2 separate regions of the Homo sapiens genome follow, and region 2 is linked to region 1. A link is a loop called in an ENCODE intact Hi-C map of the cell type or tissue named here. Cell type or tissue: ascending aorta. All regions are shown on one strand. Each heading gives the region's core, and the rest is flanking DNA. Links, peaks and the distances in the headings are about the cores only. Region 1 has its middle 19 kb from the start of LINC02695. Region 2 holds the start of LOC124902829 (small nucleolar RNA U13).

Region 1 (5,383 bases), core at 331-5,330:
AAGAAGAAATGGCCTTTGGCTCTGCTTGCTCTCTGTCCTTACTGCCACTGCCCTTCTTTAGATCTCCATCAATCATCTCTTGCCAGGACTACTCTAAAAGCCCCCTAAGTCCTTGGGCATCTAATTTGACACCTTCCAATCCTCTCCTCTGCTGCTAGCATGCTCTCTTTAAAGCTGATCATGTTAATCCTCTTCTCTGAAATCTTTGACGGACTGTTGCCTACAAAATAAAAACCACACGCCTAAGCATATCCTCTTATACCCTTAACAATTTGGCCATTACTTACCTTCTAGGACTCAATAAATATTTGATGAAAAAGTGAATGCTCTCCTGCTAGAAATCCTGTTAACAACATTCCCCACACTTCTTATTTAAGAGTCAAGTTTAGTGAGTGTCCCCAATGCATTGAATTTTAACAATCACTATTTTATCATAGGATAATAGAAACAGTTGGAACATAGAGTTGAGTCCTGCATTTGAATGCATTTATGGCTTTTTCTCTTTATATAAATCTGGGCAAGTTAATTCCTGCTTGTGGGCCTCAGTTTCTCCATTTGTGTAAAAGAGGGTAAACAAAAGATCTCTAAGGCCCTGCAACCCATGTCTGTACTAGTCCCTGACACTAGCATCTCTTTGAAAGAAGGAACCAGGAAGGTTAGTCCCTAGCCTGCCAGAGATGTGTGCCCACAGCTAATTCCTATACTCAGTAGCTTGAAGGCATCCTTACTTTATCACCTTTAACCCTTCAGCACTGTGTCTTGTAATCTCCTAACTGGGCCCTCACTGAGTCACAGTACTGGGGTTTTAATCTTCTATATAACAGCATCTGAAGCTGAGACAATGGAGCTCTCAGAGCCTTTAGCTATGATCTTATCTTCTGATCAAGATTTTCTTGGCTTGTGATTGCTCAGCCATGATGGGGTGGAGAAAAGCCCCTACGCTAGGAAGTGCTAGTGCTGACTCAGCATGCTGCAGGTCTGGAATTGGAGCAGAAACTTGTGTGGACCAGCAGGGACCTTGCAGGCTTAAGGAAGAAAGAGAGGAAAGGGCCAGGCAAACCTAAGAGAAACAATCCTGAAGGCAGAGATTTCAAGACATGCAAAACAGCAGGGTTTCTGTAAAGGAGAACTTCTTTACTGAGAACCTCCCGTATAGTAGACACTTTAACCTGGGCTACAAATCTGCAAGGCAGGTATTATTATTATCCCATTTCACACATGGGGAATCAAAAGTTCAGAGATTAGTCAGGTGCGGTGGCTCATGCCTATAATCCCAACACTTTGGGAGGCCAAGGTGGGTGGATCACCTGAGGTCAGGAGTTTAAGACCCGTCTGGCCAACATGGTGAAACCCTGTCTCTAATAAGAATACAAAAATTAGCTGGGCATGGTGGCACGCGCCTGTAGTCCCAGCTATTCGGGAGGCTGAGGCAGGAGAATTGCTTGAACCAGGGAGGCGAAGGATGCAGTGAGCCATGATCGTGCCACTGCACTCCAGCCTGGGTGACAGAGCAAGACTCTGTCTCTCTCTCTCTCTAGCAAGACTCTGTCTCTGTCTCTCTCTCTCTCTCTCACACACACACACACACACACACACACACACACACTCTTCAGAGATTAACTTTTCCAGAACCACATGACTAGTAAGTAGCTGTGGGGTTCAAATGTAGGTCTCCAAAGGTCTGTGCCCTTTCTTTCACACACACTGAGAGGCATCTGAGAGGGACTTAGGAAGTCTTGAGAGTAAAACTAGATGGTCAGTGAATGCCCATTGGATGGCAATTTCAAGCAAATGGACAAAATAGTAATGGGATAATATTGAATCCTAAATCACCAGCAGTAACTGTGAGAAAGGTAGAATTACAAACTCCCTGCTAAATAGCTTTAGGTCATAAATGAATGTTATCCTTTGGAGGGCACAAAATGAAGTGGTTAATTCCTTGAACACCAATGTGACTAATAAGCAAGCCATGGCATCCGTCATCTCGTCCGCACAGCTGTCTGGGTAGGCTAATCTCTGGCTCAAGGCCCTGGCTCCTGTCTGCCCAGTGGCATGCTGCACTCTGATCTCCTGGCTCCACAGTGAGCTTGACATTTCTGCTGAGTCTGACTCACTTGCTCCCAGCCTCAATTGTTCTGTGCCAATGCAGACTTCTTTTACAGTTGGCCTACTTAGAAACACAGGATGTTAGTGTTGGAAGGGAGATCCTTTAGAAGTCACCTAGTACAATCCCCACACATTACAAATGAGAAAACAGGCCCCAGATGAGGCTTGGTGATGACGTGCCTAAATTCCGGTCAGTTTAGTTATAAGGCATGATAAGACCTCAGCCACATGGCCCATAGGGAGGAAGCTGGGAATGAGCAGGACTGGAGCTGGCAATGCTGCATCAGCTGTAGGACTCCTAGGGCTGGGGTGGAGCACAGGGAGTGGATCCAGCTCCTTGGAAGAATGAGTTGGGTTAGGGAAGCAAAGCGTCAGGAACCCAGCCAGGCAGTGTGGAGTTCAGGGTAGCACTTTTGAAATGTGTGGCTGGGGAGAAGAATGAGGCTGAAGGTCAGTTGTGAAGACTGGACCAACATGCCCAGGAGGGTGAGGGGGTGTGAAGAAAAGTCACAACTTGAGGCTATCAGGGTGTGCAGAGTTCACCAGAGATGTGATAAGGTCCAGAGCAGTGGCAGCACACCCCACCCCCATGCTGAGTTGTGGCTGGTGCACTTCTGCCCTCTTTTTTTTTTTTTTGAAATGGAGTCTAGCTCTGTCGCCCAGACTGGAGAGCAGTGGCATGATCTTGGCTCACCACAACCTCTGCCTCCTTGGTTCAAGCGATTCTCCTGCCTCAGCCTCCCAGGTAGTTAGGACTATAGACGTATGCCACCACACCCGGCTAATTTTTGTATTTTCGATACGGACAGGGTTTCACCATGTTGGCCAGGCTGGTCTCGAACTCCTGACCTCAAGTGATTTGCCTGCCTTGGCCTCCCAAAGTGCTGGGATTACAAGCGTGTGTCACTGCACCCAGCCACTTCTTGCCCTCTTTAGGAAGGTTCCAGCCTGAAGCTGGAGGGAGCTGGTGATTTCATATCATAGCCAAAGAGCTGGGGAAGACAGCACTAAAGAACACCATCTATTCTGCCTCCCAAATGTCTCTAAGGTGTCCTTTACCTCCATTTCTACTGTCACCACCCTGAGCCCTGGTTGTCACCCACCTGAATTATTGCAACAGCAGTTTAGTTAACCACTTATCCTCTGCCTGTACTATTTCTAAAGCACTCTTCTCATTGCCACCCAAGCAGTGTTTCTATGACGTGAAGATGTCACTTGCTTTCTATAAATGTTGGATGGCTTGCACTGCCTAGCAGGCTTTCTCTCCTGGGCTTCCATGTGAGAACCAAGCCCTCCAGAAAATTATCTGAGTGACTATTTCAGGTCTTTCCAGGATGGTACATAGTTAATACCATTCTAGGTGTACAGGGGAGAGAAATTTATTTGTATGATAGATGTCTTAAGTCATCAGGGCTTAATTTTTCTGGTGGAATCCTGATTGGGAAGGGCTGGATAGAACAAAGCCCAGATATATGAACCTGGCACATTAGATCCTACATGACTTCAGCCCAGTGTTCCTTCTAGCCTTATCTCCTATTCTCCCCACTGTGCATTCTGTGCTCCGGTCACACCGAACTCTTGCCATTCCTTCATCTAGCTATTCTGTTCATCTGTTAATGTTCCTCCTTCAACCTGGTCTCCTTCTTGGACTTTAAAATCTTAGACATCCATCATTCAAGACCAAGCTCAGATGTCACCTCCTCTCTGCAGTGGTGCTTTCTACAGCCTTCAAAGGCACATCAAATTGTTCCTTCCCCAATGTGCCAATAATATTTTTGTATGTGTGTACCACTTCATTATTCATAATTGGAGGTTTACAAATCTGTGTGACTTAAAAATTTTGAGTTTCTGCACAGCAGGGAACATCTCCTCCACCCCCTGACCTGAATAGATGTTTGTTTAACTGAATGGCCTGAAGCCCACTAGATAATCAATGATAATGCTAATTCTGGAACACATGACTTAACTCTTATTCCATCATTATTTGGGTTTCTATATATGACTACAACTAGATCGAACATGAAGTATGTCACTGTCAGATATGCAGCTGTGCATGGTGATAGTGTGGGCTGGGAGAAGACTTTCTGAATAATTACTGACACAATGAGGGAGTGAGACCTGGCAGATCTAAGTGGGAATGGGGAATGGAGCCAGAAAGATGTTAGATAAGGTATAGGGGTAGACTTCATCAAGAGGTATGCAGAGGACCAATTTTATAATTTCTACAGGAAATAAGAAAAGGAAAAAAGAAGAAATAATTAGTGGTGGGGTTAAGTGAAGGAAATATGTCAAGAACTAATGTCTGAAATGACTCATCAAATCTGAAATCTGATAAAGGGAACTTACATTTGCGTAGTGTAGAATATCGTCACATAGATGATCTCATTTAATTCTCAGAACAACCCTGAGGTGGAGGGTGGGGTGCGTGGAGGGCAGGTAGGGAGTGTTGCACTGTTGTTACAGTCCTCTCTTTACAGAGGAGATGACCAAAGCTCAGAGAGCAGAAATTACATGCCAAACATCCAGTGTCCCTAAGTGATGCAACTGGAACCAGAGACAAGTCAGCCTGTCTCCTGGTCCAAAGCCACATTCACCTTTTTTTTCAGAATGGGGAGGCAGCTCCTCTGATCTAAAAGCTGAAAGTCTTCATAAAATCAAATAGAATGGCTAGGCACAGTGGCTCATGCCTGTAATCCCAGCACTTTGGGAGGCCAAGGCAGGTGGATCACCTGAGGTCAGGAGTTCAAGACCAGCCTGGCAAACAATGGCCAACATGGTGAAACCCCATCTCTACTAAAAATACAAAAATTAGCCAGGCATGGTGGGAGGCACCTGTAATCCCAGCTACTTAGAAGGCTGAGGCAGGAGAATCGCTTGAACCCGGGAAGCAGAGGTTGCAGTGAGCCAAGATCGTGCCACTGCACTGCAGCCTGGGTGGCAGAGGGAGATGCCGTCTCAAAGAAACAAACAAACAAAAACAAAACAAAAAAAAATTAAATAGACTGACATGTAGAGGTTTTTCTGAGCACTGACTCAGAGAGATTCTCCATAAATTCAATTTTTTCTAGGCTGCTTTAAAATGAGGATAGAACACCATTTAGTCAGCTGACTTTCAGGGAGTCAGCTGATACAGAGTAATTCTCCACTTGAGCTGGGAGAAGTCTGACTTGGCTAGAGAATCTGGGGCAGGAAAGAAGAGCAGAGAGCAGTTTATTTTTTACCTCCCTGTGGCTCTAGGGGGTACACAGGACAACCAAAGATGATGCTGCACTTTTTG
Region 2 (5,383 bases), core at 281-5,280, 83 kb before region 1:
AAAGCAATTATATTATATAATCTGCTCATCCTGGGGCAATTTTTAAGATGTAGACTTTTTAACAGTGGAATAAAGTATTTCCAACTACCTTTTAAATAAGGTTCTATAGATTGTTTAATTCAAATCTTTTGTTTAAACATATCACTTTAAAGCAAATATATTTTATTCCAGTTGGCAAACTAAAGAAAGTTTCGAGTACTGAATTCTAAACCTCCAGAAGTAGGATTAAAAATTTAGATGCTTGAGGATTCCAGGAAACAGCAACATTTCTGCAGGCTACAGTAGAATAAAGGCTGGAGGGACACATCTGCCAAACTTTATATTATAATTAAATCACTTTGTACTGTCATAGCTTTAGTTTAGAAGAGAATGTTTGTGGGGATTTTTAATCAGATAAAAATAGGGCTGCTGTTTTCTCTATACCAATTAACATAGTTGACATTTAGCCAGATCTACCCTGGACACAGTAGGGGATGTACAGTTTGTCCTGGTTCTGTGGGAAATGGAAAATGCAGTACTTGGCACAAGAAAAATATGTGAACCCAAAAAAATGTTGTCAAATATAGCAAGTCAAATTAAGTAAATTGATTTACTGAAGGGCAGTCTATGCTTTCGAGAGAAAAAAGCAGGAAGAAAGAGTTTCTGGACTACTAAAAAGCTGAAGAGACCTTGAGTTTAACTGTTAACATTATATGTTAATAAATGAGCATATTTAGTTACAGCCATTTTTCTAGCACTTAAATATGCAATTCTTACGATGAGTTTAAGAACGGAACTGGTAGTGGCTCATACCCAGCATATAAAGACATGTTAAGGTTGGGCGCTGTGGTTCATGCCTGTAATCCCAGTGCTTTGGGAAGCCAAGGCAGGTAGATCACTTGAGGTCAGGAGTTCAAGACCAGCCTGGCCAACAGGGTGAAACCCTGTCTCTACTAACAATACAAAAATTAGCTGGGCGTCGTGGTACACACCTGTAATCCCAGCTACTCAGGAGGCTGAGGCAAGAGAATCGCTTGAACCTGGGAGGAGGAGGTTGTAGTGAGCCGAGGTCGTGCCACAGCACTCCAGCCTGGGCGACAGAGCAAGACTCCATCTCAAAAAAAAAAAAAAAAAAAAAGACATCTTAAAAATTTTTAGCACAGAAAGACTACTTACATGCCATCTAACCCAATTCCTTCACTTATAGATGAGGAAAATTGATCCCAGGGATGTTAAACTGCTTTCATCAAGTCACACTGATATGTTGCCCTCTCAGAACTTCTGCCACACATCCTTTGGCTCATGCACCAAAAACTTTAGGAGAATATCAACGATATAGTAACATTTCAAATAACTACAATGCTTGAAGAATAGTTTATTCTCATTCATTTGAAATTCTGATTAACTAATGTTTTGAAAGAAAAGTAGTTTTATATTTATAACTTCTTAAAAATTTATCCCAGGTGTCTTAGCTCATAGTAGCACCTTTACAAGTAATAGGTTGAAAACATGAAATTGCTGATATTAGCTACTTTTTTTAACCACAAAAATAGCAAATTTTAACCAAGTGCAGTGGCTCATGCCTGTAATCCCAGCACTTTGGGAGGCTAAGGCAGGCAGATCACTTGAGGTCAGGAGTTCGAGACCAGCCTGGCCAACATGACAAAACCCTGTCTCTACTAAAAAATACAAAAATTAGCCAAGCATGGTGGTGGGTGCCTGTAATCCCAGCTACTGAGGAGGCTGAGGCAGGAAAATCGCTTGAACCCAGGAGGTAGAGGTTGCAGAGAGCCAAGATCACACCACTGCACTCTAGCCTGGATGACAAAGTGAGACTCTGAAAAAAAAATCAAGAAAGAAAGAGAGAAAGAGAAAAAGAAGAGAGAGAGAGAAAAAGAAAGAAAGAAGAGAAGAGAAGAGAAAAGGAAAGGGAAAGAAAGGAAAGAAAATAAATTTTGGGACTTGTACTAGTCAGCATCCAAAATGGATCTCAGTGATCTTTACCTCTTGGTATTCAAGTCCTTGTATAGCCCCTGCCCATGATGAAGAGAAAAAGAAAGAGAGAGAAAGAAAAGAAAGAAAATAAATTTGGGGACTTGTATTAGTCAGCATCCAAAATGAATCTCAGTGATCTTTACCTCTTGGTATTCAAGTCCTTGTATAGCCCCTGCCCATAATGAATAGGAATGACCTGTGCAACCAATAGAATATTGAGGAGTTGAGGATGTTTGACTTCTGAGGCTGAGGTCATAAACAATATTGCAGCTTCCACTTTGCTCTTTCCTGGCTTATTCACTCTGGCAGGAATCAGCCACCAAGTTATGAGAACACTCAAACAGTCCAAGGGAAAGGTCCACGTGGCAAAGAACTCAGACCTCCCGCCAATAGCCTGCACTAACTTGCCAGCCTGTGAATGAGCCATCTTGGAAGCAGATCTTTCCACACCACAGTAAAACCTCCAGAAGTCCTGACCAACATCTTGATTGCAACCTCATGAGGCACCCTGAGCCAGAACCACCAGCTAATCTCTTCTTAAATTCCTGGCCTATGGAAACTATGTGAGATACTGTTTTTTGTTTATTTTTTTTTAGAGACAGAGTCTCCCTATGTCACCCAGGCTGGGAGTGCAGTGGCTTTTCAAAGGTGCACAATCAGTACACTACAGCCTGGAATTCCTGGGCTCAAGACATACTCCTGCCTCAGCCTCCCAAGTAGCGGGGACTACAGGCACATGTCACAGTGCCCACTGAGATGCTATTGTTTTAAGCCACTAAGTCTTGGGATAATAGGTAACAAATATGGAGCTTTTACAAATATGTATCTGGGCCAGGCGCAGGGGCTCATGCCTGTAATCGCAGCACTTCGGGAAGCCAAGGCAGAAGGATCTCATAAGCCTAGGAGTTCGAGACCAGCCCAAGCAACATAGCAAGACCCTATCTCTACAAAAATTAAATTGAAATAATTTGCTGGGTGTGGTGGTGTGTGCCTGTAGTCCTTGCTACTAGGAAGGCTGAGGGGGAGAAGAACACTTGAGAGCGGGCATTTGAAGTTACAATAAGCCATGATTGTGCCACTGCACTCCAGCCTGGGAGTGAGACCCTGTCTTTAAAACAAACTATATATATATATATACACACACACACACATACACGCACACATGTATACACGTGTGTGTGTGTGTGTGTGTATATATATATATATATATATATATATGACTAGAGGCTGGGCATAGTGGCTCATGCCTGTAATCCCAGTACTTTGGGAGACTGAGGTGGGAGGATTATTAGAGCCCAGAAGTTTGAGAACAGCCTGGGCAACATAGTGAGACCCCATCTCTATGAAAAAAAGAAAGAGGCCAGGAGCAGTGGCTCACGCCAGCACTTTGGGAGGCCGAGGCGGGCAGATCATGAGGTCAGGAGACTGAGACCATCCTGGCTAACACGGTGAAACCCCGTCTCTACTAAAAAAAAATACAAAAAATTAGCTGGGCATGGTGGCGAGTGCCTGTAGTCCCAGCTACTCAGGAGGCTGAGGCAGGAGAATGGTGTGAACCTGGGAGGCAGAGCTTGCAGTGAGCCAAGATTGCGCCACTGCACTCCAGCCTGGGCGACTTAGCGAGACTCCATGTCAAAAATCAAAATAAAAAAATAAAAAATAAAGTATAAGACTAGATAGTATTAGGAAATTTTACAGCATTACTAAGGAATGGAATTTTGTTTGTTTTAAAATATGGTTTATAGTTCATGTGGTTTCCTTGGACCAATAAGACCCTTCCTAAATCCATTCCAGAGATTATTATTTTGGGTCTCATTCCCTCCTTAGAGAGCCCTCTAAGAATCTCTCCCTGCAAGGTGACTCAAGTTCACACCAATGTTTCTCTGCTTTGATCCTTAGTAAAACTTGTTGGACTTCACAGTTCATTCTTTTAGCATCTAATCTCTAATTGTTTCAAGTATGCATTGCTTATCTCTTCAATTAGATCAATTCGATTGTAAAATTCCTGCAGCCAGGACCACATCTTTTACTTGCTTTAGACCTTCAACATTGTTGTCTGCTGGGGGCACATTACATGAGTATCATTACTCATTTATTGATTGACCAAATTAATAGAATCGCTTCTCAACATAGTTTTCCTCCTTGAAGATCATTTTATCCTAGAAACCATTCTTTATTTCAGAATGTGGCATAGATTTTCGACATGGACTTTTTTCCCCCAAGAAAATCATACAGTACTTTAAAACACCCAAGTCTATCATATAATCCTCTTTGAGTTATTCATATTTCCTAAATGTGCTGAATTTTTTGCTATCACTTTGTGACTTTCTCCAATTGTGAAGCTACTAATTTAATTATATTATTTTATAATTGCTAAAATACAGGTTAGGCCAAAAAGAGCTTGCTGTGGTAACTACATGGACTCTGTCTGAAAGGCCCACCCCTAACATTTGTAATAGTGGGACCAAATGATACATAGAAGCCTATATATCATATGTCTAAATATTTCAAAGTCAGGTATCAAACTATCAAACTTTTAGAAAAAAAAAAGAAGTATGTTCTATTCTTCTGTCTTGATAAGTTTTCTTCCTAGTTATTTCTTCTCTGAATTTCAGTTTTATATTTTCTATTTCTATCTTGACCTTAACTTGTACTCATTCTCAGAGTCTTAAAAGATTTAAAAAAAAACCAAAGTGACTGTATTCAAAGTGTTCAAATATGTCGTCCATCAAAAAATGTAAATTAAAAACTGGAAAATTCCCATTATTTAATGTTAGAAAGGAATTTTTCTAAAGTATTCAAAAGAATCTCTCCTGATCCTTTTGTAGTTCATGAGTGTAATGATTGAGTGTTCATGCACATGTGTGAGATATGCCACCCTTGAACCTTGTTACACCGTTGTCACATTGCCCGTTTGACATGAAAAAAAGAAACAAAAGAAAAATAATCTTTCCTAAAATTTCTAAAGAGAAAAGCAAATTAGAATCATTAAATATCAACTTCTTTTTCAGATTCATCATCTGCTCTGAAAATGTCAAAATTTTAAATCAAAAGAATTAAACAAAAAATGTTTTAAAAATTATTTGCATCATTTAAATATTTTAATAAAAATAAAACCATTTTTAATGGTCACATTCAATGGCCACTCAGTGGCCAATGTGAAGAAATGGTATCACACTTCACGCATGTTATGTATAACCTTCATATACACACATTTGAATAATATAAATTGTTTTATCTTAGAAAATGTTCCTCAGCCACCATATTTAATTATTGCAAATAAAATACTAGTTCACAAGTAGTCAGGAAACACAAATTAAAACATGAAGAAGGCCAGGCACAGTGGCTCATGCCTGTAATCCCGGCACTTTGGGAGGGCTAGGTGGGCAGATCACTTGAGGTCAGGAGT

Evidence for each region. A loop is a pair of places that touch in the nucleus more often than their neighbours do. Peaks named below come from ENCODE experiments on the same cell type or tissue, not always from the same donor. Only the 100,000 strongest peaks of a DNase experiment are listed, where the experiment ranks them.
Region 2: it touches region 1 in a loop (5-fold over the local background); 3 of 110 quality-filtered maps call a loop at or near these places.

Annotation. Positions count from the first base shown.
Region 1 is chr11:86,172,185-86,177,567 of GRCh38, forward strand. No RefSeq gene overlaps it. Among named protein-coding and RNA genes, the nearest start is that of LINC02695, 19 kb to the right of the region's middle. RefSeq lists cis regulatory regions at 2,294-2,791, 3,987-4,696. In ascending aorta, for the core only: no CTCF peak of the experiment used is centred there; DNase peaks (open chromatin) are centred at 2,067, 2,217 and 4,562; H3K27ac peaks cover 2,250 bases.
Region 2 is chr11:86,089,402-86,094,784 of GRCh38, forward strand. LOC124902829 (small nucleolar RNA U13) reads left to right here and starts at 4,791; the gene lies at 4,791-4,894. In ascending aorta, for the core only: no CTCF peak of the experiment used is centred there; a DNase peak (open chromatin) is centred at 2,370; H3K27ac peaks cover 1,684 bases.